2 separate regions of the Homo sapiens genome follow, and region 1 is linked to region 2. The links are chromatin loops, found by intact Hi-C in ENCODE. Cell type or tissue: chondrocyte. All regions are shown on one strand. Each heading gives the region's core, and the rest is flanking DNA. Links, peaks and the distances in the headings are about the cores only.

The links. Hi-C counts contacts between places; a loop is a spot of excess contacts. Peaks named below come from ENCODE experiments on the same cell type or tissue, not always from the same donor. Only the 100,000 strongest peaks of a DNase experiment are listed, where the experiment ranks them.
Region 1: a loop joins it to region 2, with 4 times the contacts of the local background. A loop is called at or near these places in 5 of 110 quality-filtered maps.

Annotation. Positions count from the first base shown.
Region 1 is chr15:52,219,446-52,235,214 of GRCh38, forward strand. It overlaps MYO5C (myosin VC), which reads right to left. Exons shown (of 41, transcript NM_018728.4): 24 at 13,177-13,240; 25 at 9,688-9,868; 26 at 5,994-6,087; 27 at 5,630-5,693; 28 at 5,456-5,536; 29 at 4,099-4,279; 30 at 1,717-1,810; 31 at 314-377. LOC105370820 (a long non-coding RNA gene) reads left to right here and starts at 1,715. Exons shown (of 4, transcript XR_007064638.1): 1 at 1,715-2,249; 2 at 5,764-6,113; 3 at 7,053-7,171. RefSeq lists a silencer at 9,577-9,751. In chondrocyte, for the core only: CTCF peaks have their summits at 8,134 (motif pointing left) and 8,352; no DNase peak of the experiment used is centred there.
Region 2 is chr15:51,643,935-51,659,703 of GRCh38, forward strand. It overlaps LOC105370816 (a long non-coding RNA gene), which reads right to left and starts at 11,772. Exons shown (of 5, transcript XR_932236.3): 1 at 11,563-11,772; 2 at 9,474-9,634. RefSeq lists a cis regulatory region at 8,172-8,752. In chondrocyte, for the core only: CTCF peaks have their summits at 6,195 (motif pointing right) and 6,418; no DNase peak of the experiment used is centred there.

The DNA of each region.
Region 1 (15,769 bases), core at 3,598-11,597, 580 kb after region 2:
GTACAAAAGTGTACGCATACAGTGAAAAGTACGTGTCCTCCCCTCCTCTGTGTATCAGTCACCAAGCCTGAAGGCAACCAACTGCCTGGAGGCAACCAATGTTTTGTTCCTTAACAATCTCCCAGAGATGCTGCTGCTGCTGAGTGTGTTGTACATACACATATTTCTTTCCTTCCCATCAGAATGGCAATATGTCATATATATTAATTAGCATCTTGCTTTTTGGCATTAGTAACACATCTTGGTATATTCTACAGTTTCAGAAAAGCATTACACGAGCATGAACTTGAGGTACACACATATTTACACTTACTTTCTTTGTGTTCCTTCCTCCTCTTGACTGCGATGTAACTGATTAGACAATTCTTCTAGTTTTCCTATAATGAGAAGAACTGTCAGTACTTTGGGGGGGCACATATCACTGCATTCTGATTTGGGTTTGGTATTATTTTCAATTTTTAGAGGTCCTAAACTAGGGGTGTCCGATCTTTTGGCTTCTCTGGCCCATATTGGAAGAAGAATTGTCTTGGGCCACATATAAAATACACTAACACTAACAATAGCTGATGAGCTGAAAAACAAAACTGCAAAAAAATCTCATGTTTTAAGAAAGTTTACGAATTTGTATTGGGCCTCCCTGAAAGCTGTCATGGGCTGCATGTGGCCTATAGGCTGCGGCTTGAACAAGCTTGTCTTAAACTGTATCCAGACAGAGATTAACTTTTATTTGGTCTGAACAATGTTTAAACATTTTTAAACCATCATTTAAAAATTGTTCCACATAAATATTCCACATAAAAATCTGGATTCCTGGGTTTTCTTTAAAAATAGGAATCTCTAGCAATACTGGGCCCACATTCCCACTGGGCAACAATCAGTGGAGCTTGGAGGCAGCAGCCTGTTTATTTTTTTGTATGTTTTTTCAGAGACAGGATCTCACTCTGTCACCCAGGCTGGAATGCAGTGGCACAACCACGGCTCACTTCAGCCATCACCTCCCGGGCTCAAGTAATCCTTCCACTTCAGTCTCCCACATAGCTGGGACTACAGGCGCATACTGCCAAGCCTGACTTATTTTAAAAAAATTTTTGGGCTGGGTTCAGTAGCTCACGGCTGTAATCCCAGAACATCGGGAAGCCAAGGTAGGTGGATCACCTGAGGCCAGGAGCTCAAGACCAACCTGGCCAACATGGCGAAACCCCATCTCTACTAAAAATACAAAAAAAAAAAAATTAGCTGGGTGTGGTGGTGGGTGCCTGTAATTTGATATACTCAGGAGGCTGTGGCAGGAGAATCACTTGAACCCGGGAGGCGGAGGCTCCAGTGAGCCGAAATCGCACCATTGCATTCTAGCCTGGGCAAGGGCGAAACTCAGTCTCAAAAAAAAAAAAAAAAATTTTTTTTGTAGAGATGAGGTTTCATCATATTGCCCAGACTGGTCTCAAACTCGAACTCCTGGCCTTAAATGATCCACCCATCACCGCTTCCCAAAGTGCTGGGATTATAGGTGTAAGCCACTGCACTCAGCCTGCACCTCCTTTAAATGTCCTACATACCTTCCCATATCTTTCAACTAGCCCCCTTCTCACATTTGTTACCTGCCCAGCCCCCTAGAGAACCAGAGTTTAAAAGCCCTGAGTACAAGGACATTTCAATGTCATTTCCGGGGTACAGGAAACCGTTTTCTAAAAGCAGGTTAATGAGGGTTTCAGTTACCTTTCATTTTCTCAGCTTGTTCATTCAGGCGGATTTCAAGATCTTGCTTCTGTTTCTCCAATTCTGAAATTTGCTGTTTAAAGTCTGGGATCATCTTTAGAGAAGAATTAGAAATATTAGAATATAAAATACTTTTATCTATGAACTTTAAAATCTTAGAAGCAAACTGAACTATCTTGGTGTTCAGCCTGCAGAACAGATAGCTGTGTAAAAGAGCTAGCCACGACATTAGACTGGATTAACATTTTTTTTTAACCTCAAAACCTATATAGTCTCAGGAAACACCAGTATGCTCAGAGGAAGCAGTTCTCACACAGCTACGACAGGGAGAGAAGGATGTGTACATGTATAGAAATCCTATGCTGAGTTGAGGGAGGAATTAGGTGAAGAAATGGCAGCCAGCGTCTTTGGTCCAAGCCCAGAGCCATCGTCTCCTCATCTAGGAACAGGAAAAGCCATCTCAAAGGGTCCCACTGCTACTTTTGAATTCAAGGACATGCACTGCTCTGTTAGTGGAGGTCTGGAATCACCCGGTAAGTTTCTCAATCCTTTGTCCCTATCTGTATATTTCTTTACATGTCCATCGCCTCCACCCCCAGTTAGGTTAAAACAGGGTTTTTTTTCCTTCCCCAAGTTTATAAACATGCTCATTTTAAAACTGAGTGGCTGAGATCCAGGCCTCTGAAGTCTAAATGAAGAATACAGACAGCCCCTGATTTACGATGGCTCAACTTACTATTTTTCGAGTTTGTGATGGTGTGAAAGTGATATGCATTTAGTAGAAACCATACTTCAAGTACCCATTCAACCATTCTGTGTTTCACTTTCAGTATAGTATTTGATAAGTTACATGAGACATTCAACACTTTATTATAAAAATAGGCTTTGTGTTAGATGATTTTGCCCAAGTACAGGCTAATGTAAGCATTCTGAGCACGTTTAAGGCAGGCTGGGCTAAGCTACGATGCTTGGTAGGTCAGGTGTATTATATGCATTTTCAACTTACAATACAATACTTCCAGCATACGATGGGTTTATTGGGACGTAGCCCCATGGTAAGCTGAGGAGCATCTGTACTTGTTTGAATGTGCAATTGGGTCTCACTGCAAATTCCTCATTAAAGTTTCATCCAAGGAATAAACAAAGATGTAAAGGTCCCCCACTACCGTTCCCTGTGTCCACCCCTGGTCCTCAACTGCTGCTACAGCCCCGAGATTTCCTAACACTCTCAGTTTAGGGAGAGGAGGGGGTAGTAAGGAAGTAGGGGAGCAGCAGCCAGTGAGGCGGGACAAGAATGCTGGGAGAGCGGGGCGTCCTGGAAGCCAAGAGAACAAGGCAGAGAGGGCAAGATTAGCATCGCCAGAGGCTGCTGAGACACTGAGTAAGATGAGGGTGCAAAGGAACCCTTAGTGCTCAGCTCTGTGCAGGCAGAGTCAGCCAGTGGTGGGGACACACGACAGAATGGGGTGGTGGGCAGTGAATGGGAGGTGTGCGGAGGAAGTATGCCTAGAGGGTCTTTGTAAGTCTGACTAAGACCCCAAAGAAATGGGTGATGGCCACAGCAGTGTGGGGTTAAGACAGAGATGGCTTTTTGAATGAGGAGATTCCTAAAGCATTTCTCCAGGCCAGTAGGCATGAGTTGGAAGAAAGAATGAGACAAATGCAGTGGCTAGGAATGCACGTCATGGAAGAGGAAGCCCTTGAAAAGGTGAGATTTGAAGGCCGGGCACGGTGGCTTATGCCACTTTGGGAGGCTGAGGCAGGCGGATCACGAGGTCAGGAGTTCGAGACTAGCCTTGCCCACATAGTGAAACCCTGTCTCTACTAAAAATGCAAAATTAGCTGACCGTGATGGTGGGCGCCTGTAATCCCAGCTACTCGGGAGGCTGAGGCAGGAGAATTGCTTGAACCTGGGAGGCGGAGGTTGCAGTGAGCTGAGATCATGCCATTGCACTCCAGCCTGGGCAACAGAGTGAGACTTCATCTCAAAAAAAAAAAAAAAAAAGGTGAGATTTCAGGCATGAGCAGGACTGGCCTTCTGACACACTCCTGTCTCAAGAGCTACCCTTCAATTTTGTGGTCACTTTCCAAGGGGTTAGGGCTTGATTTAAATATACAGGCTTTAAAACATACACACTTACGCGCACACACAGACAATCACAGCGCCTGCAGCCATCCTGTGGTGAACACACACACTCTTGTATCAGAGTGCTCTCTGGTCTGCAGTCATTTTATAGTTTAATCACCAGACCAAGTTATTTCACTTCTGGAAAAAGTAATTTATATCCACTCTTTTACTGCCAAGAAACTGAATTTGACGCCACTGACAAAGAACAACTCTAGTATGATGGCCACGACTGGGGCCCCTGGCTGAGACCATACCATGTTCTCTGATGTTAGCCTGGTAACTTCATGACGGATGCTTTCATTGATGTCATTTTCTTCTCTGAATAACTTCTGCAGGTGGTTGATTTCTTGACTGAGATGCACCACTTTGAAGTTCAAAGCTTCAATCTCCTTTTCATAGCAATCCTTCTGAGACTGGAAATGGCTCTCCAAAACACTATTAAAGGAGGGGTCAAGAAATAAACCACATGGCCTTTGTTCTGTTTTATGGACTGCTGGGAGGCAGTTATGAAGACCCACAACAAGAGCCGTGCACGAAGTACATCAAGTTTACTTATGCACTCACGGTTACAGGCTACAGAATCAGGAATGCCTAATTATAAAATCTTCTAGCTAGTTAGGAAGCATTATGTGGGGGTTAATATGTAGTTAACAATGAAGAAAATTTTAGAAGTTATTATATTTTTACACTCTTAATAGTTTAAAAAATACTGGCCAGACGCAGTGGCTCACACCTGTAATCCCAGGATTTTGGGAGGCCGAGGTGGGCGGATCACTTGAGGTCAGGAGTTTGAGACCAGCCTAGACAACATGGTGAAATCCCGTCTCTACTAAAAATACAAAAATTAGCCAGGTGTGGTAGCGCATGCCTGTAGTTCCAGCTACTTGGGAGGCTGAGGCACGCAAATCGCTTGAAACCTGGAGGTGGAGGTTGCGGTGAGCCAAGATCTTGCCACTGCACTCCAGCCTGGGTAACAGAGCGAGACTCCATCTCAGAAACAAAACAAAACAAAACATGTTCTGTATGATACTACAGTTGTGGATACGAGTCATTATACATTTGTCAAAACCTACAGAATGTACACCAAGAGTGAACTCTAATGTAAACTATAGACTTGAGGTGACAGTGGCGTGTCAGTGTTGGTTCACCAGTCATAGTAAACACATCACTGTGGTTTGGGAAGTTGACAGTGGGGGAGGTTGTGTGTGTGTGGTGGCAGGGATATATGGGAACTCTCTGTATTTCTGCTCAACTTTGATGTGAACCTAAAACTGCTGTGAAAAATAAAGTTTATTAATTTAAATAAATGCAGCACATGCCTTAAATTTAAATGTATCTACATATTTCTGGCAACATTAACTAACTTATTTGATAATCAGTTTTCACTGTATGGGTTATGGGGTTTTTTACTAGGCATTTTATCCCACAAAGAGATTGCTCTTCATGAATAAGCTACTTACTTACTTCTCAGAGAAATATTTCTAGTGGTTATTCAGTCATTCTACTATAAGGAATTTGTGTATCAATCTATGTAAGGTAAACTTTGGACTTTCCAATAGTCTATTTATTATCTCTGAAAAATAAAGAAGATCCCTGAGGAGAATTTCTAACCGTGTTGCTTTCTTTAGTCCTTCATAAGCAAACCAAAGTTCTCCATCCTCATTTAAATGTTCCAGATCTTCCACAGAGAGCCTGCAAAATAAGGAAGATAAGAAAATCTATCATCTCTGTCACGTTTTACATGTTTACATGTCTTAAAATGTTTGATAATGCAAAAATGATTACCTGCTTCTTACATCTTCAATGTCATAGCTTTCGAGAAGTTGTTTGGTGATCTCTGACATCTTTTCTGAAAGGGAAAGGCAGAGTTGTATATATTACATTTGTGGATGATTTATCTTTTCCCATTCCCTTTCCAGGGCCCAGTTTTCTAGCTTCACAGTCTCCAGCTAAATAACTCACCAGCTATCCAATCAACCAACTAACCAATCTTCCAGGTATTCAACCAACTAGCTATTCAACCTATCAACTAAGCAATCTACCATATGTCCAACCAAATTCATACCAAAGGACACGTTTCCTTAGCAGCGACACAGCTATGATAAATTCAGTCTGCACCCATGGACTAAGAGACTCATATTTTTATTACCTCTCATTTCCCGTTTTTGTGACTGCACATGTTTCTCCACATCTATCTTCTGTGCCTGAAGTAGTTCTATCTCTTTTTCGAACTCAGAGATTGTCTGAATCACAGCAATGACGGAATCAGGTAAAGAAAAAACAACGATTATGCTTTATATAAGACAAAGGGAACACAATTACAGCGTTGCGTGTCTATGCAAGACATCCTCACTGCAGTTTCTTTCTTAGCTAAAATCTTGTTAAACCATCACTGCCTACACAGCTTGGCCTTGAAGCATGCTTAACTACTCAAAATGCCAGATCTAATGGGTTGTATCAGTAGAATTAACTTCCCTGGGCCAGGCATGGTGGCTCACACCTGTAATCCCAGCACTTTGGGAGGCTGAGGCAGGTGGATCACCTGAGTTCAGGAGTTTGAGACCAGCCTGACCAACATGGTAAAATCCCATCTCTACTAAAAATACAAAAATTAGCCAGGCATGGTGGCAGACGCCTGTAATCCTAGCTACTTGGGAGGCTGAGGCAGGAGAATCGCTTGAACCCGGGAGGCAGAGGTTTTAGTGAGCTGAGACTGCACCATTGCACTCCAGCCTGGGGAACAAGAGCAAAACTCCACCTCGAAAAAAAAAAAAATTAACTTCCCTGTTACATAAAGAAAAAAAAATACCTACTATAAGCTTGGGGTGGGGTGGGACAGGGGGAAGACTGAGAAAGGTAAAATCACGGGCTAAAATTCTCTTTTAATGGATAATAAAATATTGAGTGCAAGGACATGGGCAAAGTTGCCACCTTCATAACTGTGGGTTTTGGCTTCAGCTCAGCTTAGATGTGGAGCAGTGGCAGAGACTGGTGAGTCCAGGAGGTCTGGGAGTTAGCTGGCTGTTGGGAAGGAGGTGGCCTGGGCAGCTCTGGTTGTGGGGAAGAGGCAGTATTCTGCCTTTATTCTCCCTTGTGAGCTCAGCTTGAATAAGAATCACAGGTCTGTGCTTTTGCTTTGTATCTGAGGGAGATATAAGGACTTTCAGGGACAGCAGAGGTGAATAAACTCTCCTTGATATTTTTTCAGTTACCCTGAGTATTTAAGGGCTCCAGCCCCTGTTTCTACAGAGAGTAAGCAGGAGAATCAAACTGATATGTGCTGAGCACTTTACCTAGAAGACCTAATCCTCCTAACAGGCCTATGAGGTAAGTAGAGTGATCTTTTCTCAATTAGCAAACAGCAGCTACATTTAACTGAAGGCTGACTGGCACGTTCAGGGTCACATGCCAGGTTTATGGGGGACTCAGGACTATCCAAATCCTGAAGGCCATGCTTTTCTTTGTAATGTTTCAGTAAATGTTCCAAGTCAGATTTGCATTTACTTAGGCTTTTAAGACTGACTATAACACATATAACTTGATGATCATGAGTTATTTTCTTTGAAAACCAGAGTAGGCTGGGCACGGTGGCTCACGCCTGTAATCTCAGCACTTTGGGAGGCTAGTGCGGGTGGATCACCTGAGGTCAGGACTTCAGGACCAGCCTGGCCAACATGGTGAAACCCTGTCTCTACTAAAAATACAAAAAAAAATTAGCCAGGTGTGGTGGCAGATGCCTGTAATCCCAGCTACCTGGGAGGCTGAGGCATGAGAATCGCTTGAACCTGGGAGGCAGGTTGCAGTGAGCCAAGATGGTGCCATTGCACTCCAGCCTGGGTGACAAGAGCAAAACTCTGTCTCAAAAAAAACCCAAAAAACAAAACACAAAAACCCAGAGTAATTTTTTTTTTTTTTTTTTTGTTGAGACGGAGTCTCACTCTGTCACCCAGGCTGGAGTTCAGTGGTGCAATCTCGGCTCACTGCAACCTCCACCTCCCAGGTTCAAGCGACCCTCCTGCCTCAGCCTCCCGAGTAGCTGGGACTACAGGTGTGTGCTACCTCGCCCGGCTAATTTTTTTTTTTTTTTCTAGTAGAGATGGGGTTTCACCGTGTTAACTAGGATGGTCTTGATCTCCTGACCTCGTGATCCGCCCACCTCAGTCTCCCAAAGTGCTGGGATTACAGGCCTGAGCCACCGTGCCCAGCCCCAAGTAATCTTAATGGATCACATTGGAGAGTGAACCAGTCTTAGCTACCAAAGAGGAAGTGAGTGACACCTACTGGTACCTCTCTGCAAGCGCAGTCTCACAAGTTCCTACATTTAAGATACAGACCTCAGACCTCAGCCAGATGACAGGACTCCCACAGACTGACTGACATCAGGCTCATGTGGCTGCTAAGAGTGAAGCAGTCACAGGAATGAAAGTGACCCTTCCTGATCATGTGGTCTGACCTCCTACTTTTAAACAATAGGGGACGGGGCCCAGAAAAGACAGACACTTCAGTTGTGGAATTCAGTGGCCACCCGGATGCAATTCCAAAAGCTCTTCTAAACCACGCATGGCTAGTTCATGACAATTACAGAGACTATTTCCATAATCCTACAAATACTCTACTAATATGTATTTCACATATTTAGTAGAAGCTTAAAAGCTTTCCAACTTAATGATGAAATGTCTTACATTTAAGAACGTAGGTACACTCAGGTTTAACTTTTCTGGTAGGGAAACAATTCACTTAAGCCTTGATTGTCCAAGCATGGATCATTACTTCATCCATTCATTCATTTTTCTCTAGAGCATTTTATTAAATTGCCCAGGAATATTTATATATTTTTAATGATAGATACAGGTAACAATTTTTTTTTTTTTTGAGACGGAGTCTCGGTCTGTCACCCAGGCTGGAGTGCAGTGGCGCGATCTCGGCTCACTGCAACCTCCGCCTCCCAGGTTCAAGCAATTCTCCTGCCTCAGCCTCCTGAGTAGCTGGGATTACAGGCACCTGCCACCACGCCCAGCCAATTTTTGTATTTTTAGTAGAGACAGGGTTTCACCATGTTGGTCAGGCTGGTCTAGAACCCCTGACCTCATGATCCACCTGCCTTGGCCTCCCAAAGTGCTGGGATTACAGGCCTGAGCCACCGTGCCCGGCAGGTAACAATATTTTTATATATCATTATGCAGTTTTAAAAATTCTATGTGATTTTTCCTTCTCAGCTTTATAAAAATTTACTTAAAAATTTCTACCATTGAAAATTTATAGCTTTATTGATGTTATAATTTATGAATATATTGTGGAATAATTCAAGCTGATTAACATGTTATCACCTCAAATACTTGTCATTTTTTGTGGTGAGAACATTTAAGATTTACTCATAGCAATTTTGAATGTACAATATGCTCTTATTAACTACATTCACCACACTGTGCATTGGATAATTGTTTTAGTAAATTTTCTAATAACAGTTTAAATGAAAGATTTTGATAATAAGGTAACTTAACTTTAATGCAGGTGTTTATAGATTTATAGTGATGGATTATATAATAAGGATTCACCTCAATTTACAGTCTAATTTGGGAGTATTCTCTACATCGACATATTTAAATAACTTTACATAAATGTAATTTCAAAAAAGTTAGAAAGTTGACTTTTAAAATATGGAATACAATGATTGCTAAATCAAAGGCAGCCTGGAGGTGCACAGTTGGAAGGACTGAAGGAATCAGGCTCCAGTTGCCTGTGGCCTTTACACAGATGCTTTTAGCTGTCTAATCTGTGGGAACTTGGAATTGCAATCAAATGACGTAACCAGAGGGCGGGGCTGAACGTGAGAGCCGCTCTACCTTGACCTGCTTGCTCAGGCGGGCCACTTCCGCCTTCAAGCCATCAGAAGTGACGTGCTCCCCCTCCACCAGGTGTTGGAGTTGCATCTTCTCATCCTTGAGAGCTTTAATTTCTTCTTTCAAAGACTGAATCTGCTTCTCATAGTCTTGTGTTTTCAGTTCAAAACTTTTTTCAAGAAGCCTACGCAGCAAAAGAAGAAAATAATTTAGAGCTGAGCATGGTGGCTGAAACCTGTAATCCCAGCACTTTGGGAGGCCAAGGCAGGCGGATCCCTTGAGCCCAGGAGTTCAAGACTAGCCTGGGCAACAAGAGAGACCCCGTCCCCACTAAAAATACAAAAATTAGTCAGGTGTGGTGGAGCACGCCTGTAGTCCCAGCTACCCAGGAGGCTGAGGTGGATGAATCGCTTGAGCCCAGGAGGTCCAGGCTGCAGTGAGCTGAGATCGTGCCACTGCACTTCAATCTGGGTGACAGAGTGAGACCCTCCCCACAACACCCCCTAAAAAAGAAGAAAATAATTTAGAATTGTCTCTACAGTCTTTACTTTGAATTAGAATACATCATTTTGAAAACAACAAGAGGAGACAAGTTAATTAGAACCTACTGTGACAGTTCCAGCAGGTAATGGCCTTATTTTTAGCAAACTGTTTCCTCTTCCCTTAGGTTAAAGACAACTTCTTACACCTCCTGATTTGAAAGGTGTGGCTTTACAGTGATCACGCACAGGGCACACTGGCTAGGGAGGCTGAACTTAAAAGACACACTGGGTTTTGGGGCACTGTATTCCCAACCCCCCGGGTTCCATGCAGTCCCCTGGAAGGGCCAGTTTCCTTCAGCGAATACCTTGGCGTGCTCTGCTAAGTCCTGGCTCCTTCCTCGTTCCAAGGATCCTGCTGGAGGTTTGTTTGATCCTAAACAATAGAGCTATCTGCTATGTCCAGGGGTCTAGCCCTTCAAAAATTCTAGAATAAATGGCAGCAAATCCACGTGCCCAAAAGTGCATGTAAATCCAACTGCTCTAGAAGGTTGCTCAATTAAAAATTTGATGATTAACTAAGAAAATAATTGAAAAGAGATACATAACCTAGACAAGCCCAACACAGCCCACAGGGGCCCTTGAAGCAGTGCCAGGAGCTCTATGAGTTTACTAAATGATTCTACCTGCTGAGCTGTCATTTCAGTTCCTTTTAAAACTTGCTTTTATAGCACAAAGGGAAAAACTCTGAGAAAGAGAGCCACATTCCTAATAAATTTGTTTGATTTCTTTTTTATAGATTTTTTTTTTTTTGAGATGGAGTTTTGCTCTTTTACCCAGGCTGGAGTGAACTTCAGTGGCATGATCTCAGCTCACTGCAACCTCCGCCCCCCGGGTTCAAGTGATTCTCCTGCCTCAGCCTCCCGAGTAGCTGGGATTATAAGGTGCCCAACACCACACCCAGCTAATGTTTGTATTTTTAGTAGAGATGGGGTTTTGCCATGTTGGCCAGACTGGTCTCAAACTCCTGACCTCAGGTGATCTGCCCGCCTTGGCCTCCCAAAGTGCTGGGATTACAGGTGTGAGCACTGCACATAACCTCTTTTTTCTACAGATATTAACGAACTTTGTTTCCAGGTTTTTTAAAAAAAAACTGCAGTGCTCCCAAGAGACCAGTAAAATGCCTTTGAAAAAGGAAAAGGCAGCCAGAAGTCTTCCTTTTTTTTTTTTTTTTTTGGAGACAGGGTCTCACTCTGTCGCCCAGGCAGGAGTGCGGTGGTGCAATCTCAGCTCATTGAAACCTCCGCCTCCCGGTTTCAAGTGATTCTCCTGCCTCAGCCTCCCAAGTAGCTGGGATTACAGGCATCTGCCACCACGCCCAGCCAATTTTTGTATTTTTAGTAGATACGGGGTTTCACCATGTTGGCCAGCCTGGTCTCAAACTCCTGACCTCAGGTGATCTGCCCACCTTGGCCTCCCAAAGTGCTGGGATTACAGGTGTGAGCCAGTACGCCTGGCCCAGAAGTCTTATGTAAAAAGAATCTTAGACCCACAGCCTGAGCTGGTCAGGAGGGTGCCCACAGACTGCAGGCCTCTTGGAGCCTCCTGAGAATTTTGACAGGGGCCAGGAATTCCCCCCTTGGCTGACCAGGGACTAAACCAAGCTACAGATGAGTGCTAATGAGGAGGCAGAACACGGGCCTAGAGAGGGTGAAGAGTTTTAATCCCTTCACTGGCCTGCCTCGCCCTGACCCAGTTAGGATTGCAAACAGCCCAAAATGACCTGGCCTCAGCCTGGCTCTCCAAGACCCCTGCTTGAAATGATCACTCCCAAGTGGTCCCTGCACGTGGACAGATGCCGAGAGCCGAGCTCTTCTCCTCACATTAAAAACTCATCGACAATTATATTTTTCTAGGTAAATGAGTTAATTAGACATATTTAAAAACTGATGGAGGATCATGAAACACTTCATATATTTGTTAACTCCTGGAGCGATTCTGTGATATTCCCTCCTCTCTTTAGAATCCTGCTTCCTCACCCAGACGCAGGCTGTCCTGCTCACTGCATGGGGAAGTTTTGTATCCTACCACCACAGGCAGCCCTGAGCTTCCTAGCCCCCAAAAGAGATGTGCCAAGCATGTTCTATCTCTTTCCGGGACCCTGCCATGTACCCCAACTTTGAGATCTAAAAACCTTTGACTCCTTAAGAGAAGGGAAGCCCAGATTGGAGTCCTTGGAGGTTAGCAAAGGGTTTGCTATTGAGATAGGAAAGGTGGGCTGGTACAGTACAAGGTCAGGCACCTGCCTTAATTTCTGTGAGGTCCATTACTTACCTTATCTTTTGGGATAAAAGACAAACTAACAAGGACAATAGGTGGGGAAGGAAAGGAGGGAGGTTTATTTCCTAGGCAAGAATCTTAATTCTTGGATTTGGTAGAAGTTGAAGGTGGTGGTAGTCTCTGAATTTTGCACTGTCTTAGCAATAAAGTAAAAAAAAAAGAAAAGAAAGAAAGAGAAAAGAAAGAAAAGGAGAGGAAGGAAAGGAAGGAAAGGAAGGGAAGGAAGGGAGGAAGGGAGGAAGGGAGGAAGGAAGGAAGGAAAAGAAAGAAAATGAAAGAAAGAAGAAAGAAAGAAGGAAGGAGAGAAGGAAGGAAGGAGAGAAGGAAGGAAGGAGAGAAGGAAGGAAGGAGAGAAGGAAGGAAGGAGAGAAGGAAGGAAGGAGAGAAAGAAAGAAGAGAAAGAAAGAAAGGAAAAGAAAAGAAAAGAAAAGAATTCCTGGTGGTCCACTGTACCCACCCAGCAGAAGCTTTATGGACTAGTCTAGAATGTGTTCAGTATCTGACAGTACACATTGTGGAACTTAGCTCTCATAAATCTCTAATCTCACTTCCTAAAAACAGTCACACCCCACTTTCTTGTATCTGTGTCTGCTATATGCAAACTGAGATGGAAAATATAAAACAGCACAGACAGAAGAAAGAAAGTAGCTTTAAGGCAAACTAGATTCCATACATTCTTTGCCGTTCTTCCTTTTGTACATCATCAAAGAGCTGCTTGGTGAGGTTGTCCATTTTTTCTGTAAAAAGAGAATGCTTTTTGAGATATGTCTGCCAAATCAATGCCTTGATTGTTTCATGTTATGTTTAAGAAAGTGAGAATGTCAGGACAATCATGTGATGTTTATTATTAACAGGACTTACAATGAGAGTATAGCTCATTTTTTATAAACAAGAAATAAAGATGAGGGGGTTTCAAAATAATAATTCTCACAAATTTGTCAGATTGGAATTATCAATAAATAGTTTCATTTATAGTACTTTTGTTGGTCTGTTATTTATTAAAGTAGATATTGGCTTTGAGACAATGAATATTATTAAAAATAAATAGAGGCCGGGCGCGGTGGCTCACGCCTGTAATCCCAGCACTTTGGGAGGCCGAGGCGGGCGGATCACGAGGTCAGGAGATCAAGACCATCCCGGCTAAAACGGTGAAACCCCGTCTCTACTAAAAATACAAAAAATTAGCCGGGCGTAGTGGCGGGCGCCTGTAGTCCCAGCTACTTGGGAGGCTGAGGCAGGAGAATGGCGTGAACCCGGGAGGTGGAGCTTGCAGTGAGCCGAGATCCCGCCACTGCACTCCAGCCTGGGCGACAGAGCGAGACTCCGTCTCAAAAAAAAAAAAAAAAAAATTAAAAAAAAAAAAAAATAAATAAATAAATAGAAACCCTTTGGGAAGAAAATGATCCATTTGTGACAAGGTTTCTCGGTCTTGGCACTATTGCTACTTTGGGCTGGATAATTCTTTGCTGTGGAGAGGGGCTGTCCCACGCATTGCAGGATTCTGAGCAGCAACCCTGGCTTCTACCCTCTAGAAGCCAGTAGCACCTCTGCTCCAGTTGTGACAACCCAAATTGTTTCCAGACATTGGCAAATGTCTGGGGGGTGAGGTGGCAGCAAAGCTGAGAACCACTCATCTGTGATAACCAAGAAAATAATCAAGTGTCTGTCTCTATCTGGGAAAGAGGAAGTACAAAAAAGGCAGCTGTTAACACTGAAATACAAGAGTCGCAAACACAAAGTCTGCAGGCCGAAGGGCAGGACGTTCCATGGCTATGACAACCCCACATTCCCAACACACCCATATGCCACAGGGGCCATCAAAATGGGAGAATGGCAGTGCAGCCCCTCAAATGGTGATGTCCCTATTTGCACTAAGCTGATATCTCATCCTTGAGCTCTACCTCACCTCTGAGCCCCACCCCAGAAGGAGTCCTCGGGGTGCACCGTCGATAGCAATTCTCCAAATTACTTTTTTTTTTTAGCCAACAGTTTAATAGTTTGTCTAACATAGTGCCAAATGTTTCTGAATCAAAATGACTGCTTCAGAACGTTGTAAGGCAGCCAGGAAATACTGGGGGAAATGCTCAAGCTTTAATTTAGAAGCCAACACGTTTTATATAACCTCAATTTTCAATTAACCAAAAGCATTGGCTTTAATTCTGGTGCTTACCATCTTAGGCCATTTGCAGATGCGCTAAAGAAGCTGCTCGAATGTGATTTACTTCTCAAGAGGAATGGGATTATGTCCATGTTAAGTTAGAATCTCAAAAAGGAGAAACAGCATTTGATAGCATCCCTGGGTCTTAGGTCACAAGCATAGGTAAAGGTTGGTGCTATTCACAAAACACTGTTTGCCATGTCGGGGGAGGCGCACAGGATAATCAGTTTATAAATATTACATTGAAAGTTTTCATGGACTTTTTGGAAGAGGATGTAAAATTATTCACCCAAACATGACATGGTCTCAGAAACATAATTTTCAGGTTATATTCCTGAGAATTTAAATGCCCTTGTGGGAAATTCTATTTGAAGTTAGGGGGGAAAAAAGCCAAAACAACCACCCAAGAGGAGTGTGCTGTAATAAAAAGGGTGGAGATGAGGAAACCCTTTCCTAACTCAGGTTCAAGGTTTACTCCCGGACCTCTGACATGCTCCTGTTCATCTCTGACATTCACATGGCTTCTGTGCCCACACCATCAGCCCTACAGAGACAGGGTGGAGGGCACGCAGCACCTAGAACAGGAGGGCATGGCCTGCTCCTCGTCAGCACCTGCACAGCCTTTCCTGCCCCAGTGCCCTGGTGTCAGGCTGTTTACTCCCTCTTCACCAACATTCGCTCCTCCCACTCTCCGCCCTGAACTCCCAGGGCTCTGCACTCCTCTGGGCCCCATCATATCCACCATTTGCTGGGCTAGAGGTGCGTGTAGAATCCCCAGGCCTGAACCCTCGTGTTCCTGCTGCCCCCACGTTGGAGCTCAAGGAAGAGATCCCTAGGCAAGATCACTGAGAGTGGTGATTTAAACTATCTGGTCAGGGATCACCAGGCTCTGTTGCCTGTTGCCTTTTCTGGGGTACAACAAGTATTGTCAAGTTGAACTTGAGCTGAAAAGCTCAAATGTGTAGAGCTAGGCTAAGCGTAGCTGTTCCACAGCCCTAAAGGAAGTGATACCTACTGGTTCCAGGGTCTGCCCTTCTTCATTCAGGGCAGGACAGTAGCAGAGGACATGGGTGTCACTTAGGCTAAGTAACTCCGACAGATCAGAATT
Region 2 (15,769 bases), core at 2,603-10,602:
TTCAAGTGATCCTCCTGCCTCAGCCTCCCGAATAGTTGGCATTACAGGTATGCACCACCAAAACCAGCTAATTTTTGTATTTTTAGTAGAGAGGGGGTTTCACCACGTTGGCCAGGCTGGTCTCAACCTCCTTATGTCAGGTGATCCACCTGCCTTGGCCTCCCAAAGTGCTGGGATTAGAGGCGTGAGCCACCATGCCCGGCCACAGAAAGATATTTTGAACAGAAAGACAGTACAGTTATATCCTTCAACCCCCCACTTCTCACCTTTCACTACCTTCTTATCCAACTATAAAGCATGGTATTTCAGAGCTAGTTTTTAAGGAAGAAATTGTTGAAGTTAGTCAAAGACGAAGTATGAACAATTAAAGACAATGATGTACCCCCAAAAGCCCACAAGATAGAGGTTCCAAAAATGAAATGATAAAAATGAACATGTAATGGGTAAGATTAATTATCTACCCACAAAGATCATTTACAGTCAGCAGTAAGGTCTAAATGGGTGCCTGTGTGTCATCTCCAGTGAGCACAATTCTATTGGCATGTCTATAGCTGTAACCTAGTTTGGTGCCTAAGAGGAAAGGGGTGTTTCCAGTGGAAGGAACAATGAGCCTGTACTAATCAAACCACCTTCATAGATAATTTGGCTTCCCTATTATATGTGTAAGGAAAGAATATATTGATGCAGCTGTCTTTTGTCATTACAAATGAATAAATAAGCAGTTTCTTGTGAATTTGATGTGTGAATTGATCCTTCTGAACTCAGTCAGTCAGTCGGCAGAAAAAAATCAAGTGCCCATGGAGCACTCTACTGAGGTTCACAAAATACTGCCCTGGAAAATCAATCCAAGAGGGGCTGGCTCCTGTTAATGAAGATGAGGAGGATGAGACTGCTGATAATGTTGATGATGATAGCTACTATGTGTCGGGTGCTGTGTTAAGTGCTTTACAAAAATTTCCCTGTGTAATTGCCATAGCAATCCCTCTTACAGATTAGAAAAAATGGGGTTTGGAAAGGTTAAGAAACTTGCCTAAGGTGACACATCTGTGAGCTAAGATTCAAACCAGATCTAAATGGGAAGCAAAACTACTTGATCACTGTTCTTGATTGCTTACCTCAAAAGAAGAGATCTTCTTTGGATTCTTAATGAACTTGCCTAGGACGTTTCCTTTCAATTCCATGAAAAAGTAAATACATTTTATGACTCCAACTTGCCTCTTAATAAGAAATGCCAGAAGGTTTAATTCAGGCAAATAATGTATTAATTTTCTAAAAAGAATGTTGTGGGTACCAAAAACTACAAACTAGTAAACCTGGAAAAATCTTTAATGGAGAATAAAACACAATTTGTGGCAATTTAAAAAAGAAATATATTTATCAGGAGCCAACAAGGATTCACCAAGAGCAAGTCATGTCAAATTTATTTAGTCTAGTTTTCAACAGCAAAACTAATGCCATAGACATCTTTTATTTTCTTTCCGTGAAAAATATGACAAAATCCCTACTGATTATCACACCAAAATATTATGCTGACCAAGGCCCCCACAGGCCTCTATAAAACGGCAGATCCCTTGGCAAATTTACCATTGATGAGACTCTAACTTCAGCCTGGCCAACTCAGAAATTTAATTTCCTCATGCTTACAAAGCCCACAAGAAACTAATGACTAAAACCAGCCACTTTTTATTGAAAAGTCATACTATATTGAAATGTATTTTACATATAGAAAGAAACACAAATCTTTAGTGAACAGCTTGGAGAATTCTCACAAATAAATATATATATACTGGTATAACCATCAATCATTCCAGAAAAGTTCCTCATCCCCCTTTCTGGCCAATACCTCCACCTCAATAGCTTTCTCGTTTCTACCACCAGGGATTAGTTTTACCTGATCTTGAGCTTTACATACAGGGGATTTTACACTATGCATCCTTTTGTGTCTAGCTTCTTATACTCTACACTATATTTTTGAAATTCATTTACATTGTTACGTGTATCAGCATTTTGTTTGTTTGTTTTTTTTTTTACTGCTAAGCAGTACTCCATTGTATGAATATAGTTTATGAATTTGGGTGATAGACATTGCAACAAAGCACCATTTTATTTAGACATGATAATATTAATCTTAGGCGTTTCCCTTTTTAAGGATATGCTTGCATATCACAGCTTTTGGGTTTTAGTTGAATTATCTGAAATCCCCCTGTACCTCCATTTCCAGTTCTTGCACGAACGACTTCGATATTACCCTGGCCTAATGGGTGACCTGCAGGATTTATCCCAGATGTCTGGATTAATGGTGTTCTGGCCACCTGGAGGAGTCACAAGAGTCAGTCCTCCTCTCTGCCTTGGTCTGAAAGGTGTGGCTGAAGACACAGTATAATTGTCAAATCTATAGATGGCCAGAATAGCTGATGTGAAAGCTAACAGAATCAAAATTTATAAGAATTTAAAGCAGACTGAAGCACAAAATCAAACCAACAATATAGACATTGAGAACTAGATATAGGTTCAGAAAACATCACTCACAAGTACAGTTTTGGAGTAATCTGGTTTGCCAAAATTTCAATTTGAATACACAGGTTTATAAAAATGACTGCATTAAAATAAGCATTTTTAAATCCTACTCTGCATTGATTCAGACTGTAACTGGGAAACAATTTTCAATTCTGGCCACCACAGTTTAAGAAAACTTATAATTCTGGTAAGTATATTCACAGCGAGATGACCAGTACTAATTCATTCATTCAACAAGTATTTGAGCATTTACTTTGTGCTGGGCACTGTCATGCTGATGGGGGTATAGCAGCAAGGAAAACGACTAAGGCCCTGCCTCATGGTACTTATATTCTAGAAGGAATACAGAAAATGAACAAATAAAAATATAATATGTTAGGGCCCAGGAAGTTCAATGAAGAAAAATAAAGCCAGGTAAAGTAATAGAAGAGAAGGGAAGGGCTTTTGGGAGGAAGTGGCCAAAGCAGACCTCTCCAAACAGATGACATTTGAACAAAGACCTGAACGATGTAAGGCAGGGTTCAGCAAACTATGAACAGTGGGCCAAATTTGACTGCACACCTGTTTTTGTGTGGCTCGAGAGCTAAGAATGGTTTTTATATTTTTAAAATAGTTAACAAAAAAATTTTTTAGAGAATAATACTTTTTGACATGGGAAAATTATATGCAATTCAAATTTCAGCATCCAAAAATAAAGTTTTATTGGGACACATCCGCACTCATTTATTTACTTATTCTCCATGGCTGCTCTTGCATTATCACAGCAGATTTGAGACCATATGGCCCACAAAGCCTAAAATATTTACCATCTGGCTCTTTATGCAAAATGATTGTTGACCCCTGATATAAGGGAGCAAGCCCTACCATTATCTAAGGGGAAAACGCCCTGGAATAGATAATGGCAAGAGTAAAGGCCCTGAGTCAGGCCTGTGGTTGGCTTGTGATCAACGAACTGGAAGGAAGCCAGTGTGGCTGGATGGCAGGGAGAGAGGGTGAGACTAGTAGGAAATGGCAGGAAGTGAAATCAGAAAGGGAACTTCAGACCAGATCTGCTTGGGGTAAGGATTTTGACTTAAGTGACACAGAAAGCCATTTAAGGGGTTTGAAAAAGGAATGACATAGTGTGACAGCTGGCTGGAACATGGCTGGATGGGGAAAAAAATACATCTATTTTCTCTAAGCATCAGCTGCAATTTAACATTTCAGTCATAAATATAGACAACAAAACACAATTGTATTTAGCAGTACCTGTGACTTTGTCACCAATGAATATCACTTTTTTTTTTTTTTTGAGATGGAGTCTTGCTCTATCGCCCAGGCTGGAGTGCAGTGGCGTGATCTCAGCTCACTGCAACCTCTGCCTCCTGGGTTCAAGCGATTCTTATGCCTCAGCCTCCAGAATAGCTGGGATTACAGGCGCCCGCCACTACGCCCGCCTAATTTTTTTGTATTTTTAGTAGAGACGGGGTTTTACCATGTTGGACAGGCTGGTCTCAAACTCCTGACCTTAAGGGAACTGCCTGCTTCGGCCTCCCAAAGTGTTGGGATTACAGGCGTGAGCCTCTGCACACTTTTTTATAGATAATGATTATTGTAATTATCTTAAAATATCATTTATGAATAGATCTATTCAGAAATTATTAGACCTTGTACTATAGCTTGTTATTAAATGAATTAATAAAGAAGTATGTATGTGTATTCAGAGTGAACAGGCAACCTACAGAATGGGAGAAAATTTTTGCAATCTACCATCTGACAAAGAGCTAATATCCAGAATCTACAAAGAACTTAAACAAATTTACAAGAAGAAAACAAACAACCCCATCAAAAAGTGGGCAAAGGGTATGAACAGACACTTCTCAAAAGAAGACATTTATGCAGCCAACAGACACATGGAAAAATGCTCATCATCACTGGTCATCAGAGAAATGCAAATCAAAACCACAATGAGATACCATCTCATGCCAGTTAGAATGGCGATCATTAAAAAGTCAGGAAACAACAGATGCTGGAGAGGATGTGGAGAAATAGGAACACTTTTACACTGTTTGTGGGAGTATAAATTAGTTCAACCATTGTGGAAGACAGTGTGGCAATTCCTGAAGGATCTAGAACTACAAATACCATTTGACCCAGCAATCCCATTACTGGGATTGGTATAGGTATACCTGTACCTATACCTATACCAATACCTATACCAATACCTATACCTATAGGTATAGGTATATACCTATAGGATTATAAATCATGCTACTATAAAGACACATGCACACGTATGTTTATTGCGGCACTATTCACAATAGCAAAAACTTGGAACTAACCCAAATGTCCATCAATGATAGGCTGGATTAAGAAAAATGTGGCACATATACACCATGGAATACTATGCAGCTATAAAAAAGGACGAGTTCATGTCCTTTGCAGGGACATGGATGAAGCTGGAAACCATCATTCCCAGCAAACTATCACAAAGACAGAAAACCAAACGTTGCATGTTCTCACTCATAGGTGGGAACTGAACAATAAGAACACTTGGACACAGGGTGGGGAACATCACACACTGGGGCCTGTTGGGGGATGGGGGGCTGGGGGAGGGACAGCATTAGGAGAAATACCTAATGTAAATGATGAGTTGATGGGTGCAGCAAACCAACATGGCACATGTAAACAAACCTGCACGTTGTGCACATCTACCCTAGAACTTAAAGTATAATAATAAAAAAAGATGTATGTGTATATATAAAACTATATCACAAATTTGATTTTTTGATATTTTAATAACTGTATTCCAATGTAATTGATTTCCTGTTTAATGCTTTGTATTTCATATTATGTGTTTTTAAATGTCTCTCTGGGGCCCATATGCTCTACAAGATTTTCCAAAGGGTCTAGAGCCCAATAGAAACTGATATAAAAGCAGTGAGAAGCACTAGAAGGACTAAATTAGAGAAGGGAGGACAAGGCAGGTCCAAGATAGGTATTTTAATTTCTCTGGCACATAGTAAGCACTGAATATATGTTAATTACTATTGTTATTGCTAATATTTTTATGTATACCCTTATAGTTTTTTAGCTGTGTGTGGCATATACTACTTTGTTATCTCCATTTTTCACTCAAAAGTATATCATAAACATCATTCATTGTCATTACATACTTTTAAACCTCATTTTAATGGTCAAAGAGTGGTTAATTGCAGAGACGTATCATTATTTATTCAATTAATCCTCAATCGCAAGATATTTAGATTCTTGTTTTACTTAGTAAAAATAAACACTGCAATAAACACCAATGTTAAGTCTTTGCAGCATCAGTGTTAAATCTTAAAGTATCCATAATTATTTCTTTAGGATAGACCCTAAAATTAGAATCAGCATGCATTACTCAGTGTGCTGGATGTGAAATCCAGTCTGTCCAAGATTTCCACTTCAGCTGTCCTCTTAGTTGGGATTTCATCTTTCCTCCTTGGTTCACACATACATAAGCAACTGTCTGAGCTTACCCTCCTGGTTCAACCAAAGCCCCCAGTGTTTAAACACACACACACACATACACACACACAGAGAGTCAGTTTTGTCTGTTCTTACTTTCTGTACAGAATTAAGGCAACAGGAAGGATACATGAAATCAAGGGACAAAAGCTAAATTCCTACCATCCACCTGGTGGCAGTATTTCCTAAACGTTGGCAGAATATACAGGCAGTAATAGGTACCTTCTGTTATTTCAATAGTATTTTCTATGCAAATCCAGTCCTATAAAGTGGTGTACCATGTCACAATGAATGAAAAAAAGAATTATTCTGGCAAACGCTAGGTCAATACAGTTGTATAGTAATTCTAGAAGTTTCCTTTGAGGACTGCCAAAACAAATATCTTTGTTTAAAAACAAAAAAAAAAAAAGCTATTTTTAAAAAGCTTGTAAAATTAATTTTTCTCATTAAGAATATTATAAGATTGCAGACATTTTTAGAAATAGAGAAAGGAAGTCACATATATTTTTACTAACATAACCCGTTAGCATATTGTTATGCTCCTTTCTGATCCTTTTTTCTCTAAGCACATTTTTATAATTGTAATCAAGCTATACATAAAATTGGCTTATACTCTCCTTTTGGCATTAATCACATTGAAAAATTAATATACTTAAATAAAATATATTAAAGTATACTTATAAAATATACTTATTTCTGGGAGAGGTGGTCACAGGTGATATTTACTTCTTTAAACACTTTTGTATTTCCTACTTTTAAAATCAGAAAAAATTTAATCCTAAAAAATCTATTTGATTCCATTTACATCCTATACAACCCCACATTTCTATCCCTAGGTGAATCTCCAACAAATAGGTATAAAAATGTGCCTCAAAATGCAAAGGTACCAAGAAAAACAAAACAAACAAACAAAAAAGGCAAAGGTACTAAATTGTTTACAGGAACATCACTTCAATTCTCAGTTGATGGCTTTGCTTCCCATTCACTGAGAAAATGACCTACGGCATCTTGTCTTTATTAGCTCTCTGACTTCACTCCATCCCTCTCTACTCCTTTCCTCCTTGCTCACTTTACTCCATTCCCACTGGCCCCTTTGCCATGCCTAGAACAGGCCAGGCATAATCTCACTCCAGGGACTTTTACCATACTCTTTCCTCTGGAGGCTTTGCCCCAGATATCCACAACGCTAGCCCCCTCATTTCCTTCTCAAGTCTACACAAAAGTCACCTCCTTATTGAGACCTTTCAACCCCACCTCTAAATGTCATGTCCTTCTTCTCTGCTTTATTTTTTCTCCTATACACCCATAACTTTCTAGCAATGTGTATTTTGCTTATCTGTTTTATTTCCCTTTCCACCTGAATGCAAACTCTGTGAAGGCAGGTTTTGTGTCAGTTTTGTTCAGTGACGTTCACTGAGTGTTTTGTTCACTGCTTATTCTATTTGAGGCACAGAATATGAATGGCACATGATATGTACTCAAGAAATACTTACTGAACAAATAAACGAATAAATGATGGCAGCCTGAACTAGGGCAGAGGGGAGATTGAGAGGAGGGAGATGGACTGGACAAGCAGAATAACAGTGAATAGCAGGTTGTGGGATATGATGGTGCAGTCGCATAGGACCCTCAGTGCCTCTGGATAATTGGCTTACATCTTCTTGAGATGCAGCATGAGTGAGGGAGGAAGGAGCTTGAGTAGTTGCATTTGAGACTTGAGATGCTTGCCGGTCATCCAGTGCTCTAGGTAACTGGATATGTATGTGGTCAAGGGAGTGGTCAGGGGTGGAGATACAGAGGATGGCCTCAAGTCTGGAAATACAAATAATATTATCTCATGTATTTTAATATCAATAAAAAATACATTACATATTTACTCCTGTTTCCATTGTAGAATCTTCATTATTATTGGGGAGAGAGTAAATGAAATGAGTTCAATCTTCCAAGGATGGCTAATCTTATGTATGTAGCTGCCTATATAAACTTTCCAATAATTCACCAAGTGTTGGCCTATTTCTATTACCTTGGCTTCCTTAATCTTGACATAAATGCTCATAAGAAATTTTTGAAGTGTAAAGGACAGCCTCAGAAACAATACAGCAAATTCCAGGCAGCCTCCATAAAAACATACAGCATATAGAGTTCTATATACCAACAAAAGGCTACAAAAACCCTGTAATTAGCCTTTTGCCTGTGGAATTAGTTTAAAGATAATGTCTATGAGTGCTGTAGATGATTAGATCTTAATTTTATAGTCAGAGTTATACTACTGAGAGAGGAATAATATAAGGTGGCCGTAGGAGATTAGAAAATTCCAGGCAACAATTTCATATGACTAGCAAAAGGCAACTGTTGAAATAGCTGCAGAGGCTATGGGCTGATAAGACCCTGAGAAACAGGGTGTGGACCAAGATGGCTAAGACTGACTGAACCCAACATGTCACTGGATTTGACGTAGGTTTCTCCTAGAACCTCATTATATGCTCATTAACGTAATCACATGCCCACCAGCACCATGACACTTCCAGGAACACCCATTATTTAGTGCAAAAGTGGGTGGCACCACAGTTTTGAGAAATCTTCACCTTTTTCCAGGAATCTTCATGAATATGTCACCCCTTGGTTACAGAAACCCATAAAGATAGTACCCGAAAACCTTGTGTGCAACTCTCTTGAGTACACCTGCACTCCCCTTTCTTGAGTGTGTACTTTTCGCTTTGCAATAAATCTTCATCTTTTCACTATTTTCTGACTCATCCCTGAATTTCTTCTTGTGATGGTGTCAAGAGCCTGGATACCGGTTGAGGTCAAGGTCCCACTAGTGTTTGTGGACCTACCCCAGCCCATCAGTATCATTACCACCTCAGGACTATCATATATATATATACGTATATATATATATATATATACACGTATATATATATACACACACACATATATACATGCTGGGGAATATATATATATGTGTGTATATATATATGTATATATATACATATATATACATGCTGAGGAAAGGTGATTCGGTTCCTGATTTTGAAGGCCCTAAAGCCTCATTAATACCTAAATAATCCCTTTTTCACTGCCTTGGACATACTTACCCCTAACTCCCTCACTTCTTGAATTTTTCCTGCCTCCTTACGTTAGCAACACCTCTCTCCACCAGACCACCTAATGAGAGCACCATGACTCCTGAGGTCAAGGACCATATTTTGTTCAACATCATATTCTCAGCACTAACACAAAATGGGTGCTCAATAAATGCTCAGATAGCAAGTGGCCAGGGGAGGGCAGGTGAAAGAAGTTCCATCTGAAACATAATCCACGTTATTACCCGGTGTGGCAAACACTGCTGGTTATCTTATGGCAGTCATTTCTCCCTCGAATCTTTCCAGTTTTGACCATTGGGAGCTCTTTCAGTTGGCTTTCATGCCTCCATCAATGTAGATTTGTTTTGAACACTTTCTTACTTTCAGGCACTACAAGATGCTGCAGGGTCGTCTTGTATATCTTCTGCCCGTCTTACAATCACCTGCTTCTCCAAGGATCCTTGATTCCTTTTATTGAAGGATGGTGTTAGAAACCAAGATTTCTGCATTAGACATGCTCATTGCTGTTGGAGTGTCATTGCCTATAGATTCAACATACATAATTTAAAATGTGGTAGTAGCCCCATTATTTAAAAAAAGCAAAAAAAAAAAGACTGAAATTGACTTTAATTAAACCAAGTGTTTCCAACATATTATCATTTCAATATGTAATCAATGCAAAAAATGATTAATCAGATTTTTGCATAGTTTTTCTTTCACACCGAGTCTTTGAAATTCAGCCCATCTCAATTTGGATTAATCACATTTCAAGTGCTCCACAGCCCACATGTGGCTAGCAGCTACTACAGGAATAGTGAAATTCTAAAAGCTTTATGATTTCAGCCTTTGCTATGTGGCCTATTATCCATCTTGAACTATTTTTTGTATATGGAATGAGTGACTATCAAAATTTGTTTATATTCAGTATCAAAAAATTAAATCTTCAGTGCCATTTGTTAAAATGACTTTCCTGGCCAGGTGCGGTGGCTCACACCTGTAATTCCAGCACTTTGGGAGGCCAATGGGGGTGGACTGCCTGAACTCAGGAGTTTGCAACCAGCCTGGGCAACACAGTGAAACCCTGTCTCTACTAAAATACAAAAAATTAGCCGGACGTAGCAGCGAGCGCCTGTAGTCCCGGCTACTGGGGAGGCCGAGGCAGGAGAATCACTTGAACCCAGGAGGTGGAGGATGCAGTGAGCTGAGATTGCACCATTGCACTCCAGCCTGGGTGACGGAGTGAGACTCCGTCTTGAAAAAACAAACAAACAAACAAAAATGACTTTCCTTCTCTATTGAATGGACTTGGCACCTTGAGCCTATTGCTAGATTCTTTATTCTGCTCCATTGATATTCATCTAGTTGATTACATAACTTTACATATGTAACTCACAGTAACTTTCAGACTCAAGTGGTATAAGAAATCCAACTCTATTCTTTTTCAAAATGGTTTTGGCTCTTCAATTCCTTTGCATTTTCGTATGCAAATTTAAGAATCAGCTTGTCAATTTCTTCAAAAGACCTTGCGGGGATTTTGATTAGGGCTGTGTGAAATCCATAGGTCAATGTGGGGAGAATGGAAATCTTAACAATGTTGAGCCTTCCAATATATGAACATTCCCTTTCTCTCCATTTATTAAAGTCTCTTAAAATTTCAGCGATGTTACAGTTTCAGCATAAGGATCTTGCACATTTTGTTAGATATATCCCTGGACATTTGAATTTTTTTTGTTTGGTTGGTTGGTTTTGGGTTTTTGTTTTGTTCTGTTTTGTTTTGTTTTGAGACAGAGCCTCACTCTATCGCCCAGGCTGGAATGCCCTGGCACTCTCTCGGCTCACTGCAACCTCAGCCTCCTGGGTTTAAGTGATTCCCCTGCCTCAGCCTCCCAAGTAGCTGGGATTACAGGCATGCACCATCACACCTGGCTAATTTTTCTATTTTTAGCAGAGATGGGTTTTCACCATGTTGGCCAGGCTGGTCTCAAACTCCTGACCTCAAGTGATCCACCTGCCTTAGTCTCCCAAAGTGCTGGGATTACAGGCACAAACCACTGTGCCCGGCCCATCTGATGTTTTTTAAGGCTCTTGTAAATTGTATTTTAAAAATTCTGTATTTTTAAAATTATTTATTTTCTAATTGTTACAAGTATAGTCATACTTCAGTATCCATTTGAGATTGGTTCCAGACCACCCCCATCCCCTACAGTTACCAAAATTCATGGATGTTAAAGTCCTTTATATAAAACTGTTACCGGGGGGTCCTTGCTCCCAGAGCTCCCAAGATGGCAGTGGGCCACTTCCAAGATGGTGGCAAGCCTCATGTTCTCTGACCTGGGGTTCTTGGCCTCACGGATTCCAAGGAATGGAATCTTGAGCCATGCAGTGAGTGTTACAGCTCTATTAGAAGCCGTGGGTCACGGAAGAGAACCATGGAACCCAGTGACTAGTGTTCAGCTCGATAAGGACGAACCTGGGCACTTAGCCGTGCAGGAGCAATCTCAAGCCGTTAGCCCAATCGGGAGCGGCAAGGGGCGCCTCACTGGATCAGGAGCACAGCAGACACCCTGCCGGATCCGGAGGGATGGAAGTCAGCGGCAGGTCTGTGGCGGCGGCAAACAGCAATGGTGGACGGCGAGCGAAAGCTCAGCTCCAGCCGTAACAAACACAGACCAGAAGAGTGCAGTTGGGAGATTTAATAGAGTGAAATAGAGTGAAAACAGAGCTCGCATACAAATGGAGGGGACCCAAAGAGGGTAGCAGTTGCTGGCTGGAATGCCTGGGTTTATATCCCCCGATTATTGTCCCGCCCACTGTGTTCTCAGGCGATAGATGATTGGCTATTTCTTTACTTCCTGTTTAGCCTAATTAGCATTTTAGTGAGCTCTTTTTCCTACCTGACTGGTTGGGTGTGAGCTAAGTTGCAAGCCACGTGTTTAAAGGTGGAAGCGGTCACCTTCCCAGCTAGGCTTAGGGATTCTTAGTTGGCCTAGGAAATCCAGCTAGTCCTGTCTCTCAAAATGACATAGTATTTGAATATAACCTACTCACATCCTCCTGTATACTTTAAATCATCTCTAGGTTACTTATAATACAGAATACAATGCCTATAAATCACTTCATTTGCGTGATTCAGCATAGCACTCAGCACATGGCAAATTCCAGTTTTGCTTTTGGAACGTTGTAGAATTTTGTTTCTGAAGATTTTCAATCTATGGGTGGTTTAGCCTGTGCGTGCAGATCCCATGGATACGAATGACTGACTGTCTCTAGAAATATAGGAAAGTTTCAGGTATTTATTTTGTATTCTGCAATTTTGCTAAATTCATTTATTCCGTTAAAAAACTTGACTCTAGGCCAGGCGCGGTGGCTCACACCTGTAATCCCAGCACTTTGGGAGACCGAGGCGGGTGGATCACGAGGCCAGGAGCTCAAGACCATCCTGGCCAACATGGTGAAACCCTGTCTCTACTAAAAATACAAAAAAGTAGCCAGGCATGGTGGCGGGCACCTGTAGTCCCAGCTACTTGGAAGGCTGAGGCAGGAGAATTGCTTGAACCTGGGAGGCAGAGCTTGCAGTGAGCTGAGATCACGCCACTGAATTCCAGCCTGGAGCCTGGGCGACAGAGTGAGACTCCGTCTCAAAAAAAAAAAAAAAAACAACAACTAGACTCTGTTGGCTTTTCTACATACACAATCATGTGTAGGAGAAGAAAAATAATTTTTTACTCAACTGTCATAAATTCTTAGTTGAAATGGACCCCCGTAACAAAAGACAGATTAACAATGGCCAGACATAGTGGATCACGCCTGTAATCCTAGCATTTTGGGAAGCTGAAGCGGGTGGATCACCTGAGATCAGGAGTTCGAGACCAGCCTGGCCAACATAGTGAAACCCCATCTCTACCAAAAATACAAAAATTAGCCAGACGTGGTGGCGTGTGCCTGTAATCCCAGCTACTTGGGAAGCTGAGGCAGGAGAACTGCTTGAACCCAGGAGGCGGAGGTTGCAGTGAGCCCAGATCACGCCACTGCACTCCAGCCTGCCTGGGCGAAAGAGCAAGACTTCGTGTCAAAATAAGTAAATAAATAAATAAAAGATTAACAAGAGAAAAGCAAACAGATGTTTATTAACAAGTACATTTCATATATACCTGGGAGAGACCCAGGAAATGAGTGGTTCTCAAAGAACTAGCTTTGAATTCCAGCCTATATACTATTTTCAACAAAGAATGGCAAATTTTTGGAGAAATGACAAGACATAGGAAAAGGACTTTGAGTCTCTAGGGGAGGTAACTTGTGAGAAGGCAAATAAAAAGGCCAGTTAGTAATACTTTTTTTTTTTTTTTTGACAGAGTCTCGCTCTATCACCCAGGCTGGAGTGCAGTGGTGCTATCTCGGCTCACTGCAAACTCTGCCTCCCGGGTTCACGCCATTCTCCTGCCTCAGCCTCCTGAGTAGCTGGAACTACAGGCGCCCACCACTGCACCCGGCTAATTTTTTTGTATTTTTAGTAGAGACAGGGTTTCACCATGTTAGCCAGGCTGGCCTCGATTTCCTGACCTCGTGATCCACCTGCCTCAGCCTCCCAAAGTGCTGGGATTACAGGCGTGAGCCACCGGGCCCGGCCAGTAATGCTTGTTAATGTAGAGCTCTCTGATGCCGTCTCCAGACCCATAAGGGTCTACAGTTGTTTTCAATGGTTAACTTTTGTTCTCTCTGGTAGAAAGTGTATGTGTGTGGAGCATGGGGTCATACCTCTTGTCTTTGTCAAGGTATGTTCTGCTTCTATGGAAATATAGGGATGATAGAAAGTTTTCCTGCACCTACTGTTTCTTAATTACCTTTAGCTCAACAATCCTTATGCCAGAGGCATATTTGTGGTGGTGTATTCTGGTCTCCCACACATGTTATTTATGAATAAATGGTTTTATTTATTTTCCCTTTTAATTGATATTTTAACCTAAATTGATTTGTATTTCATATCAAGAGAGTGGACAGTTTTTGATACAAACTCTTTGGAAAGAAATTTGGCAATATAAACAAGAAATCATAAAATTATTATACTCTTTGATTCAGTAAAGTCCCTCCTAGAAGTCTATGAAGGAAAGTGATTCTTTTCTTAAAAAGAAGTGTGATACACCCACTCAGTGAGCTATTTGTAGACATTAAAAATGAGATTATAAAAACATGACTGTTAAGATGCTTACAGATGAGTGTTGTACACCCAACTAAAAGTGGCTTAAAGTTTAAATAATGTCTCCACATAACAAAAAGACCAGAGAAATCTGGGTGGGGTGGCTCACCCCTCTAATCTCAGCACTTTGGGAGGCTGAGGCAGGCAGATCACTTAAGGCCAGGAGTTCGAAACCAGCCTGGGAAACATGGCAAAACCCCGTCTCTACAAAAAAATATAAAAATTAGCTGGGCATGGTGGCACGCATCTACAGTCCCAGCTACTCGGGAGGCTTAGGCATGAGAATCACTTGAGCGGGGAGGTGTAGGTTGCCGTGAGCTGAGATTGCACCACTGCACTCCAGCCTGGACAATAGAGGGAGACTGTCTCAAAAAAGTAAATAAATAAATAAAAATAAAGACCAGCGGTAAGGCAATTCCAAGACTTACTAAATAGTTTGGTTTTGTTTTTTTTAGAAAAACAGGTGATATGTATATATGAAGCAAGAGAATAAGGTCTGGAGACAGGGAACCTTCACTTCAGCCTCTGATTGGTCGCAGGCCAAGTCTTCATTTTCACAGGGCATAACTCCACTTCAGCCTCTGATTGCTTGTGGGCCATGTCTTCATTTACATAGGGTGTAACCAATAGGAAACCTCTAAAGAGTAATGAAACCCCAGAAGATTTTGCAACAGGTGCTCTTGAGCTTCTTGCTTAAGCCACTCCCACTCTGTGGAGTGTACTTTCCTTTCAATACATCTGTGCTTTCATTGCTTCTTTCGTTCATCTGGTTTTTTGTTGCTTTGTTTGTGTGTTTTGTCCAATTCCTTGTTCAAAACACCAAGAACCTAGATGACTCGTCAAGACCCTCCACCAGTAACATATACATTAATATTTAAGAAACACTGAAACTTAAGAAACTTCCTCTTAAGTCACATTGACCTGGGTTGCTATCAGAAATGAATTAGTTGTTCTCAATCCTGGCAGCTCATCCAAATAACCTGGGGAAATCTTTGCCAAATACAAGGGCAAGATTTTTTCTTATGTTTTCTTCTGGATTTTTTATAGTTTTAGCTTTTACATTTAGGCCTATTATTCATTTTGAGTTAGTTTTAGCATATGGTGTGAGGTTGGAGGATTTTTTTTGGCCTATGGCTACCTTAAATATAACTCAAAAGTCACAAACTATAAAAGACAAAAATCAGTAAACTAGACTATCAAAATTAAAATCTGTTTTTCAAGAGAAAAGAAAATGAAAAAGCAAGCCACAGGCTGGGAAAAAATATTGAGAAAGCAATCAAACAAACCAGAATGGGGTTTTTAAGGAGAAGGTAACTTTACAAGACAATTGACCTGGTGTCTTTAAAAAAATTATTAGAAAATAATAATTGTGCATATTCATGGGGTATATAGTGATGTTTTGATAAAAATAATTCATAGCAATCAGATTACGGTAATTAGCATATCCATCATCTCAAATATTTATCCTTTCTTTATGTTGGAA